Regions from separate parts of the Homo sapiens genome. Here region 1 is linked to region 2. A link is a contact called in ENCODE Hi-C or POLR2A ChIA-PET data. All regions are on one chromosome and are shown on one strand. The core of a region is the stretch at or near the end of the contact, and the rest is flanking DNA. Distances in the headings are between cores, read along the strand shown.

Region 1 (5,440 bases), core at 295-2,794, 93 kb after region 2:
AAAGAGTAAAACTAAGCAAACTATCTATGCTTGCCTCTGCTATGGTGTGCAAAAAGTATATACTAAAACTTTGCTTTTTATTAACACATGAAAAGCCAATATATAATGCAGATTAATACTTAATTTAGCATCACAGTTTTGATACCCTTCAGGCCTAGTTTTTGAAAAACGCCTGCCTATAGAGAAAGTAAGTCTAGATGTGTGCTAAATCCAGTTAAAAGTACACTTCCAATTTTGGAGAGCCTGGATAACTCACTAATTCCAAGGACTGCATATTAGACTGCACATATGAATTGTGCTTTTAAAATCATCACCAGATGTTTCCCTACTGCAGCACTTACAAATCTTTATTATTGCCTGGGTGTAGTGCCTCACATGCTTGTAATCCCAAGACTTTGGGAGGCTGAGTCGGGAGGATCATATGAGGCTAGGAGTTTGAGACTAGCCTGGGCAACATAGTGAGACCCTCGTCTCTACAAAAAATTTAAAAATCAGCCAGGTGTGGCGGCCCGCACATGTAGTCCTAGCTACTCGGGAGGCTAAAAGAGGAGGATCCCTTAAGGCCAGGAGGTCGAGGCTGCAGTGAGCCATGATCGTGCTGCTGCACTTGGGTGCAGTGTTTCACTCTGTCACCCGAGCTTGGGTAACAGTGAGACCCTATCTCTTTAAAAAAAAAAAAAAGAAAGAAAGAAAGATATCGTTATTATTGTCCTACTATAATAATAGGACAATACTATTATTGTTCATGGTTTCTCTCTTTTTCTACAGGTGGTCATAATGTCACAATCTCCTTGCAGTCCAGGACTGGGCATACTCATATGCCTTCTGTGGTTGGCGTCCTTGTATTTACCCAGTTTTGGTTCTGGTTTCCTCTTTCACACTTCCTGTCATTGGCTTATACCCCTACCTGTGTCATTGGCCTTAACAAGGACTTAAAGGTATGTCTGTGAGACCTCAGCTTTGTAGTATTTCCTGTTCACCGTATCTTATTCATATTTACCGCCCACTTGCAAGGATTTCCATTAAATTTTAAAGATGAGTTAACATCTTATAATAACATTTTCCCTTCAAGTTGAATCGTCACCTTTTTGAATGGAGTGTGTCATTGAAAGTTTTGAAAAGCATATCTCCTTACTAGCTGTGTAACTTCAAGTAATTAGTTGAGAAAGAATGGTGAGAGAGGGGGCTAAATATAAACATACGAAGAGGCTTTATATACCACTCTGATGAATTTTATTTAATACTAAAGCCTGGGAACTGTCGAAGGATTTCAAATGATAAATGAACATGAGATTTCCATTTAGAAAGATCTTTCTGGTATCAGTGGAAACTCATTACAATGCTATTGCAGTAGTCTGGGCAAGGAAGAATGCAAACCTAAACTAAATCTTCCAGAGTTATCTGATACTCGAGTGGTTGATGGAAGAAAGAATTATTACTAAAGGGAAAAAGCAAAATAGGAGGATGACCCTTTGGTAGAAGCAGGAAACAAGACCAACTGTGAGGAGCTAGGGAATCTGATGGAATGTAACTGCTGACTTAAGTCAGAAATTTAAGGCACTGCGTGCCCTGTCATCACATTTGTGGTCATATTTTTTTAATGGAGTTTGTGTTTAGGTCTTTCTTAGTCCTGTGACTTGATGATTCATCTTCTTGTTCTTTAAAAGTCAAAAGGCTTTTTGACCTTTAAATAACTCTTACATCTGGTCATCACTGTTGAAATGTTCTACTAAATTTTCAGAGTGGAAAAGTTTTAGGCTTAAAACTGACTGGTAAAAATAGAATATTTCTTTGTATTGATTTTTCAGTATAGCTGTACAGCCAGTTATCCTTCGTTAAGTGTTTCGGTATTAAAACTGCTCACATTTGTAAATATTGAGCAGCTTTATTGTCAGAACAAGAATCCCTTGGTTTCCCAATCCCCAACTTTTAACATTGTAATTAAACATCCTGTATAACCTATTTTATTCTCTGCCAAACAATTTTATGACTGCTGTTTTTACTCTTTGTGATGAAAATGGGATGGAGAAGATAAGGTTCTTTGTCCTTATGGTGGTATTTATTATCATCCTCCATCAATGCAGATTGGGTAAATAGAGAAAAATTCAGGCCGGGTGTGGTTGTGCACATCTGTAGTCCCAGCTGCTTGGGAGGCTGAGGCAGGAGAATCGCTTGAACCCAGGAGTCAGAGGTTGCAGTGAGCTGAGATTGCACCACTGCACTCCAGTCTGAGCAACAGGGTGAAACTCTGTCTCAAAAAAAAAAAAAAGAAAGAAAGAAAGAAAGGAAGCCGAGGCGGGTGGATCACGAGGTCAGGAGATTGAGACCATCCTGGCTAACACAGTGAAACCCCGTCTCTACTAAAAATACAAAAAAAATTAGCCGGGCATGGTGGCGGGCACCTGTAGTCCCAGCTACTCGGGAGGCTGAGGCAGGAGAATGGCCTGAACCCGGGAGGCAGAGCTTGCAGTGAGCTGAGTTTGCGCCACTGCACTCCAGAGCCTGGGCAACAGAGCAAAACTCCGTCTCAAAAAAAAAAAAAAGAAAGAAAGGAAAAATTGAGACCAAAGAACTTTAAAACTGGTCACTAGGTAATGTGAAGCTGACTTTCTATTAGGCTCATGTTACACTCTTACAAGGCATGATTATATATGGTGTGGAAATTGTATTCAGGCTAGTGTAAGTTACTAGTCTGGTACAAAGAAGGGAAATGGCAGTTTGTATGCAGGATAGACCATCAAATGCTTTACAAAGGAGAGAACAGTTGATCTGATGCTCACACCATGAATAGGACTTACCCATTGAAGCAGGTTGGTTTGTTCATAAAGATAAAGGGATGCCCATTCAAAGGCACAGAGATTAAGAAAAGTATAGAGAACTGCAGGTAATTCTGTAAAGAACCTAAAAACTAAATCAGTAAAAGTAGACATGGCTTTCAGAGAGGAGTCATAACATAGTTGAACATACAGCCTGCATTAAAACTTTGGTCTCCTTTTGTATCCGTATGCCTGTGGAGAGCACAGAGTACTTAAAGCCAATGTTATTTTAATGGAATTTCTTCAGATGCCGAAAGTTCAGTATAAATCGAACTGTAAACCATCCACATTTGCATATCCTGCCCCTCTGGAAGTACCAAAAGAAAAAGAAAAGGAAAAGGTAGGTTCTTTGTTCCTTTTAGCAGCATTTGTACTTAAATATAGGAGCCACTGAGTATTTTACTTTTTCTTTAACTATCTTTTATGTTTTAAAAGTAACACTTCTTATGCTAACATTTGACATTACACAAGAATATGAAGTGAAAGTCCTTTTTGTCTCTTGGTCATCCAAGTCTCATGTCACAGGAGTCACAACTTCTGAATCCCTCTGAAGGTTTTCTCTGCACATGTCAGTACTTTTTATACCACGAATAAAATTATTCTCTACATACTTTTCTGCATCTTGTTTTCACATTAACTATATTTTTTTTTATTTTTAAAACTTTCAATGTATACAGATCTCATTTTTTCCCAGAGCTGCAAAACAATGCCTTTACTATGTGTAGTACTGTTTGTTTTACCAGTTTTTTCTTTGATATTCATTTAAGGTTATTTCTCATTTGTTAGCCCTACACAAGTGAGCCTGGAATTGAAAGTCTTTATACACATGTATTTGTGCACTGTGTGAGTATATCTGTAGGTTAGAATCCTGGATGTCAGGTTACTTGATCAAAAGTAATGCACATTATGTTCATAGTTATTAACTAATTTGCCTTTCAAAATGGACATAATCACTTTATACTCCTACCAACTGTGTATGAGGACACTCCTGTATTAAAGAATAATACATTAAAGAGTTGTACTTGCCCATAAAGTTTTACTCAGTAAAATTATACTTTTTTTGATACCTTATATATAGGAAAGTGGCTCTTTCTCTCATAATTTTCATATTGGCCAGTTGTTGATTATTTGCTGTAAATTTTGTGTATAAGTAAGGATAATTAACCAAATTTGAGGGTAGCAGTTAAGGAATAGCCTTGACAGCATCTTGTTTCATCAGCTATGTTTCAGACCCTCCTTTGGGTCTGAAACAAAGTCAGCTTTTACACCAGTATTGCCCAGCTTTTCACCTTTGTTTTCAGCAAGACCCATGAAGGAGAATAATATAGGCTAACCACTCACCCACTGTGTATTAGCATTGTAAGACATATAGTCCAGAGAGGATATCTACAACCAGCGCTGAAGGAAATTGTTCTATTTTCCATTGCTTTCCTGTAAAGCAAAAAGGCTATAGCACCCAAATCTCAATCTTGGAAGTACATGAGAGCAAATTCATATCCAAGGTAGGCTACAGATCAAAAAAAAGGGAAGAGTTATATTGGACACAAGCCTCCAAGAACTAAAGATTCACTTGATGACAAGAGTAGTAAATTATTTCAGTAAATGTCCTGCTTAGTTTTCCCATTTATTCTTTGATTTATATATATTTATATATATATATATATATATATATATATATATATATATATATATATATATATATATGTAATACAGCTAGGAAATAGAATAGTGTTGTAGGACTGAGTTCTCTAGGGCTTGCATGTTTGTATGTCAGTAAGGGATTACAACAGTTTACCCTGCTCATTTCCCCAGGTTTCTACTGCTGTATTATCTATAACTGCCAAGGCTAAAAAGAAGGAAAAAGAAAAGGAAAAAAAGGAGGAGGAGAAAATGGAAGTGGTAGGTATAAATTGGTGGTCATATGGATTGAAGTATCTCTGTCTCTGTCATGGTCGAGATTCTTCCTTAGTTGAATATTATTCTACCTTGCTCTTGGCTTCCTTCAAACAATTATCCTGTTGCCAGCATGTAGAATCATCAAACTGTACTTGAAAGAGACTCGAAAATATATCCATTTGTGGGAAGAATAGAAGGGTACAAATCAGTAAAAAGTTCCTGGAGCAAATGACAACTAAAATAGGTTTTGAAGGGCAAAGTAGGTTTTTCACAGACAAGATGATGAGGTAGGAGAAAGAAAAACCCTTTCAAGCAAAGGGATTATCACTTGTTTAGGTAGACCTTTTTCTGATCTCTGCTGGTAGAAAAACCTTTTTAATCCTTTAAAACCAAGTCAAATACCATTCTCATTCCTAAGCAGAGTTACTTTTCCCTCCTCTGAGTCTGATAGCACTTTAGTTGTACTTCCATTACTACCGACCACTACCTCTTGTACCTTATAGCTGCTCAGTCAACTTCAGATGTTACTCAGTTCTGTGGAACAGAAATGAACTTCTGTTGAACTTTTTTTAAATTTTATTTTATAGGATGAGGCAGAGAAAAAGGAGGAAAAAGAGAAGAAAAAAGAACCTGAGCCAAACTTCCAGTTATTGGATAACCCAGCCCGAGTTATGCCTGCCCAGCTTAAGGTCCTAACCATGCCGGAGACCTGTAGATACCAGCCTTTC
Region 2 (4,726 bases), core at 58-2,557:
ACTCTGCCCTTTTTAAGAAGACAATAAACTATATTTTAATGCATTTATTAGGGTTAAAACTACTCAGCTAGATTCCTGGTTTGCGGTGTTTGCAATAATTAAGACAATTTAAGTCACCAACCGAAGTGGTCAGAAAGGTACAAAGCTGAGTAAAATGGACATTGATCTGCAGGCTTACTTTGCCTCACCAGCTATTTCTTTCCATGAGCTAGCTCTCTGTACACTAGCCATTTTGGTATCTTCTCATCTAGATGAACCCTGCCTCGTTCCCCCTTCCAAAAATATTTTTTACATTTCTTTTTTCTTTCTTTTTTTTTTGAGATGGAGTCTCGCTCTGTCAACCAGGCTGGAGTGCGGTGGCGCAATCTTGGCTCACTGAAACCTCTGCCTCCGGGGTTCAAGCAATCCTCCCATCTCAGCTTCCTGAATAGCTGGGATTACAGGCGTGTGCCACCACACCCAGCTAATTTTTGTATTTTTAGTAGAGTTGGGGTTTCATCATGTTGACCAAGCTGGTCTCAAACTCCTGACCTCAAGTGATCCACCCGTCTCAGCCGCCCAAAGTGCTGGGATTATAGGCATGAGCCACCACACCTGCCCTCCATTCCTTTCTTTGCCTGCTTTATTTCTCCTCACAATCCAAAACTTAGCTCAACTATCCCTTGTTTGCAGAACTTTGATCCCAATACCCATGCCTTCCTCAGCCCCTAAGCAAAGACTAGGTCCAGTTCTGTTGTTAATCTTATGGAGCCCTGTACATTTTTTCATGGTGTTTATCCCTTGATAATTGTATTAGTAGATAGTTAATAGCTGTCTTTCCCACTAGATCATAAGCTATATCGGGACAGGTATTTGTGCCTTTTTCACCACTGTATCCCCAAAACCTAACACAGTGTTTAGCGTCGATAATACGATTTGTTTAAATGAGTGAATGAATGAATGGCCTAATGTGATATAATGGCCCTTGTTTCCCTCTCAATTTCATTTTTGTGCAGTTTTAGCCCATCCTTGTCTTCGTGTGTGTAAGATTACATTTTTGGCTTTCATTTATTCAACAAATATTTTTTCAGTGCTTACTGTTTGCCAGATACTGTTCTAGGCATTGGAGATGTGCATTGTCCCCATTCATCCATGGTTTTGCTCTCTGTGGTTTCAGTTACCTGCAGTCAACTACAGACTGAAAATATTAAATAGAAAATTCCGGAAATAAACAATTCATGTCTTAAATTGTGCACCATTCTGACTAGCACAACGAAATCTCTCACCATCTCTTTCCATCCCGCATGGGATGTGAATCATCCTAGTAGATCTATGCTGTGTACACTGCCTATTAGTCACTTTAGTGGCCACCTTGCTTATCAGATTGACTGTCGCAATATCACAGTGCTTGTGTTCAGATAACCCTTATTCTACTCAGTAATGGCCTCAAAGTACAAAAATAGTGATGTTGGCAATTTAGATATGCTAAAGAGAAGCCTTAAACTGCTTCCTTTAATTGAAAAAGTGAAAATTCCCAACTTAATAAGGAAAGAAAAAAAATTGTGCTGAGGCTGCGCTGAGATGTACATAAGAATGAATCTTCCATCCATAAAATTGTGAAGAAGAAAACAGAAATTTGTGCATAATTTATATAGAGTTTGGTACTGTTTGTGGTTTCAGGCATCTGCTGGGGGTGCTGGAACATAGTCCTCTCAGATAAAGGAGCACCTACTATAGTAGCAAACAAGACCAACAAAGTTCCTGCCCAAAGCAAACACTTCATTGGGGAATCTAGAAGGAGAACAAGCAGTCAAACAAATAAATATATAAAGTAAAAGAATGAAAAATGTTTTAAAAAAAAAAAAGCAGAGTAACAAATGCATCTTTCTTTGTATCCCAGTGCACATATACATATAGATGTAATTTAAGCTTTATGAAACTAATACCTACTCTTACTACTTGTGATATAACTCTGTTATTTTTAAATTGTATTTTTTATTTTTTTAATTTGCTAGTCACACTTCATTAAATTGATTTTATTACGCAGTGGAAAGTCACAACTCACTTTTTGAGAAACACTCCTGTAGCTTTCAGTGTGCTAATTTATGTTGAAGGCCTTTTACAGGGTGAAGTCTCAAATATTGGGGATACTTTTGAGAATCACCAAGTAAACACATAGAGCCTGGATCAAAGTTTTCTTGTAGGGAGAGCACCAGACAGATGTGGCAGTACTCAATGCTTGAGTCACTGAGAGCTGTGTTGTGTTTCCTGGCCAGCAAGTGAGTGTAGGCAGTAAGTCATGAGGGAGTCTAGTAGCAAGATAAGAAGCAGAAAGACTTCAGCAGACACATTTGGAAAACATAGCTACTTAGTGTATGGACAGTTGTATATCTTTTATAATAATTAACAGCATCACTTTATTATAGTATACTATGTTCATGTAATAGTGATTCTGAGTACCACTAAATATTATTTTTAATCCATTTTTTATGATGATGTGGAAATATGTAATTCTTTTAAGATTTTCATCTAAAATGGTTTAAAATTCTTGAGTTTGTATTGCTTAAGAGGTCTAAATAATTGGCTTCCTAGATTGGCTAAAGAAGCAAGATTAAAATAATTCAATTTCTAAATAAATATAATGCTGCAATAACCAGATAACGTTATATCTTTAAACTATCTCTTTCAGAATGATGTCCCAGGAATGTTAGCTTATAGCCTTAAGCTCTGCATGTCTTTAATGCAGAATAAACAGTTTCGGAATAAAGTACTAAGAGTTCTAGTTAAAATCTACATGAACTTGGAGAAACCTGATTTCATCAATGTTTGTCAGGTAATGACATTAAATTATGTTTCATTACATTGCTCCACGCTGTACTGTGCTATGCTATACCACTTCACATTTTATTACTTTATATTACTATAATGGCTTTATACATGTATCTCAGCTGATCTTCACAGCAGCCCTGTGAAAATAAGGTATGTGCTTTATATTCCTTTTTATTAATAAGAAACTAAATCTCACAACACTAAAAAGCTATTTTGTTGTAACACATTCTTTCTTTGTATTCTTTTTTCATTTTGAAAATCCAATAATTTAAGGAAATTTTTAGAAATAACGAAGGTTTTTTAAAAAGCTAGAAGATTAAAACAGTGCCTATGCTATACTATATCATTCTAAAGAGAATTCAAAGTGTATAAATTATATATGGTTTCATTACCCATACACACCAAAACATTTGGGTATCTTTTCTTTATCTCTTTCTATATATAAATTTGCTTGCACATAAAAAAAAATTCAGATGGTACAGAAAATATATAAAATGAAAAGTAAGGCTTCTCTTTCCCATCATTTGGGCTTTTTCCCAAAGGTAAGACATAGATGTTTTTCCCTACTTATTCACACATGTGGATCTACTGCATTCTTTTAATGACTGTATTGTATTTTATTGACTGGAGGTGTGCATGGGTTTACTTTTTAACAATTGCTATGTTGTATACATTTTTTGTATTCTGCTCAGGGCATAGCATTTTATTGCACATTTTATTGTTTCTTCATTAAAATGTGCTCCTGTGTATTTTAATCCTCTAGACTTTGAAAATTTAGATTAAAACACTGTTTTTTACAATCCCTTTTAAAGCAAGTTTGAAACAAAATACTAGAAGAAAAAATATCCATGTTTAAATCACCCAAAGTCAACTTACTATTCTAACTTGATTTTTTACATCACCCAAAGTCAATTTAGTATTTAATAGTGTATTTCCTTTCAGTTTTCTCTACATAGGTTTTCGGAGTTTTGTTGTTTGTAAATATTTTTCATAGTTTTTTTTAAAACTGACATGAAAAATAGTAGTTCCCTGCCCTCTTCCTGTCTGTATTTCAGTTTTATTCCTTAGAGGCAATTTTATTTCTTTCAGCTGTTTTATTCCTTATCTTTTTATTATTTTTAAAAACTTTATTGCTCATTTTTAAAATAATATATTTTTGAGCAGATAATATGTTCATGTGATTTAAAATTCAAAAAGAATGATGGGGTATACAATGAAGTCTTCCTATTACTTGGCTCCAGCTACCAAGTTCTTTTCTCTGTGGATAAACAGTGTTAATTGTATACAGTCTTTAACATTTTTCCATGTTCTAATTCTTCATAGAGTCCTCTTACTTGATTGTTGTAATCATTCAGTGTATGTACTTTGCCCTACTTAATCATTCCCCTATTGTTGACCACTTATTTTGTTTGTGTTATTTCGTGTTCTTAATTTATAATAACTTTGATTAATGTGTTTATTTTGAAGTTGAGTTACTTGCTGCCTAAGGGAACAAGAAAATTTAAATTGAGTTTTTAAAAGAAAAATTCTAACTTTGTTGGATAATTTTGTTAAAACAATGGCAGATCATAAGAGTAGTAAGAGAAATGCTTCAAAATGGTAATTTTAATGTCTCTTGTCCTGGCCCAACACAACACAATGTATGTTAAATGAATGAGTAACTTCCATAATATATGGTAAGGGAGAAAATAACAAATTAAGGAGCACTTAGGTATAACTTATGGATAAGATTTAAAGAAGCCAAGATTCATTCAACAACCAATGTTGAATACTGCTGATTACCAGGCACAGCATTAAGAGTTATAAATATAATTTGTATGAATTTTTTTATGGAAGACAGATGCCATGTTTAGAAAAATTTCATCTAGTGCTGGGTTTAGAAATAGAGTGCTAGACTGGATAGTCTGCCCTAGTTTGC

Evidence for each region. Hi-C counts contacts between places; a loop is a spot of excess contacts on that map. ChIA-PET counts read pairs that join two places held with the same protein, here RNA polymerase II (POLR2A). Pooled maps may share reads with other maps.
Region 1: a pooled map shows a loop between it and region 2 (9-fold over the local background). The contact joins two enhancer-like sites. A Hi-C loop is called at or near these places in 2 of 50 pooled maps. POLR2A ChIA-PET finds 5 or more read pairs at or near these places in 2 of 52 experiments (HEK293 and activated naive CD4-positive, alpha-beta T cell).

The regions. Positions count from the first base shown.
Region 1 is chr2:231,160,572-231,166,011 of GRCh38, forward strand. PSMD1 (proteasome 26S subunit, non-ATPase 1) reads left to right here. Exons shown (of 25, transcript NM_002807.4): 20 at 769-938; 21 at 3,064-3,156; 22 at 4,629-4,715; 23 at 5,300-5,440. Among named protein-coding and RNA genes, the nearest start is that of ARMC9, 35 kb to the right of the region's middle. Within about 2 kb of position 1,545, at least 5 of the 41 ENCODE cell types and tissues checked have a DNase peak (open chromatin) inside an H3K27ac peak, as active enhancers do.
Region 2 is chr2:231,067,357-231,072,082 of GRCh38, forward strand. PSMD1 (proteasome 26S subunit, non-ATPase 1) reads left to right here. Exons shown (of 25, transcript NM_002807.4): 6 at 2,669-2,812. Among named protein-coding and RNA genes, the nearest start is that of PSMD1, 13 kb to the left of the region's middle. Within about 2 kb of position 1,308, at least 3 of the 41 ENCODE cell types and tissues checked have a DNase peak (open chromatin) inside an H3K27ac peak, as active enhancers do.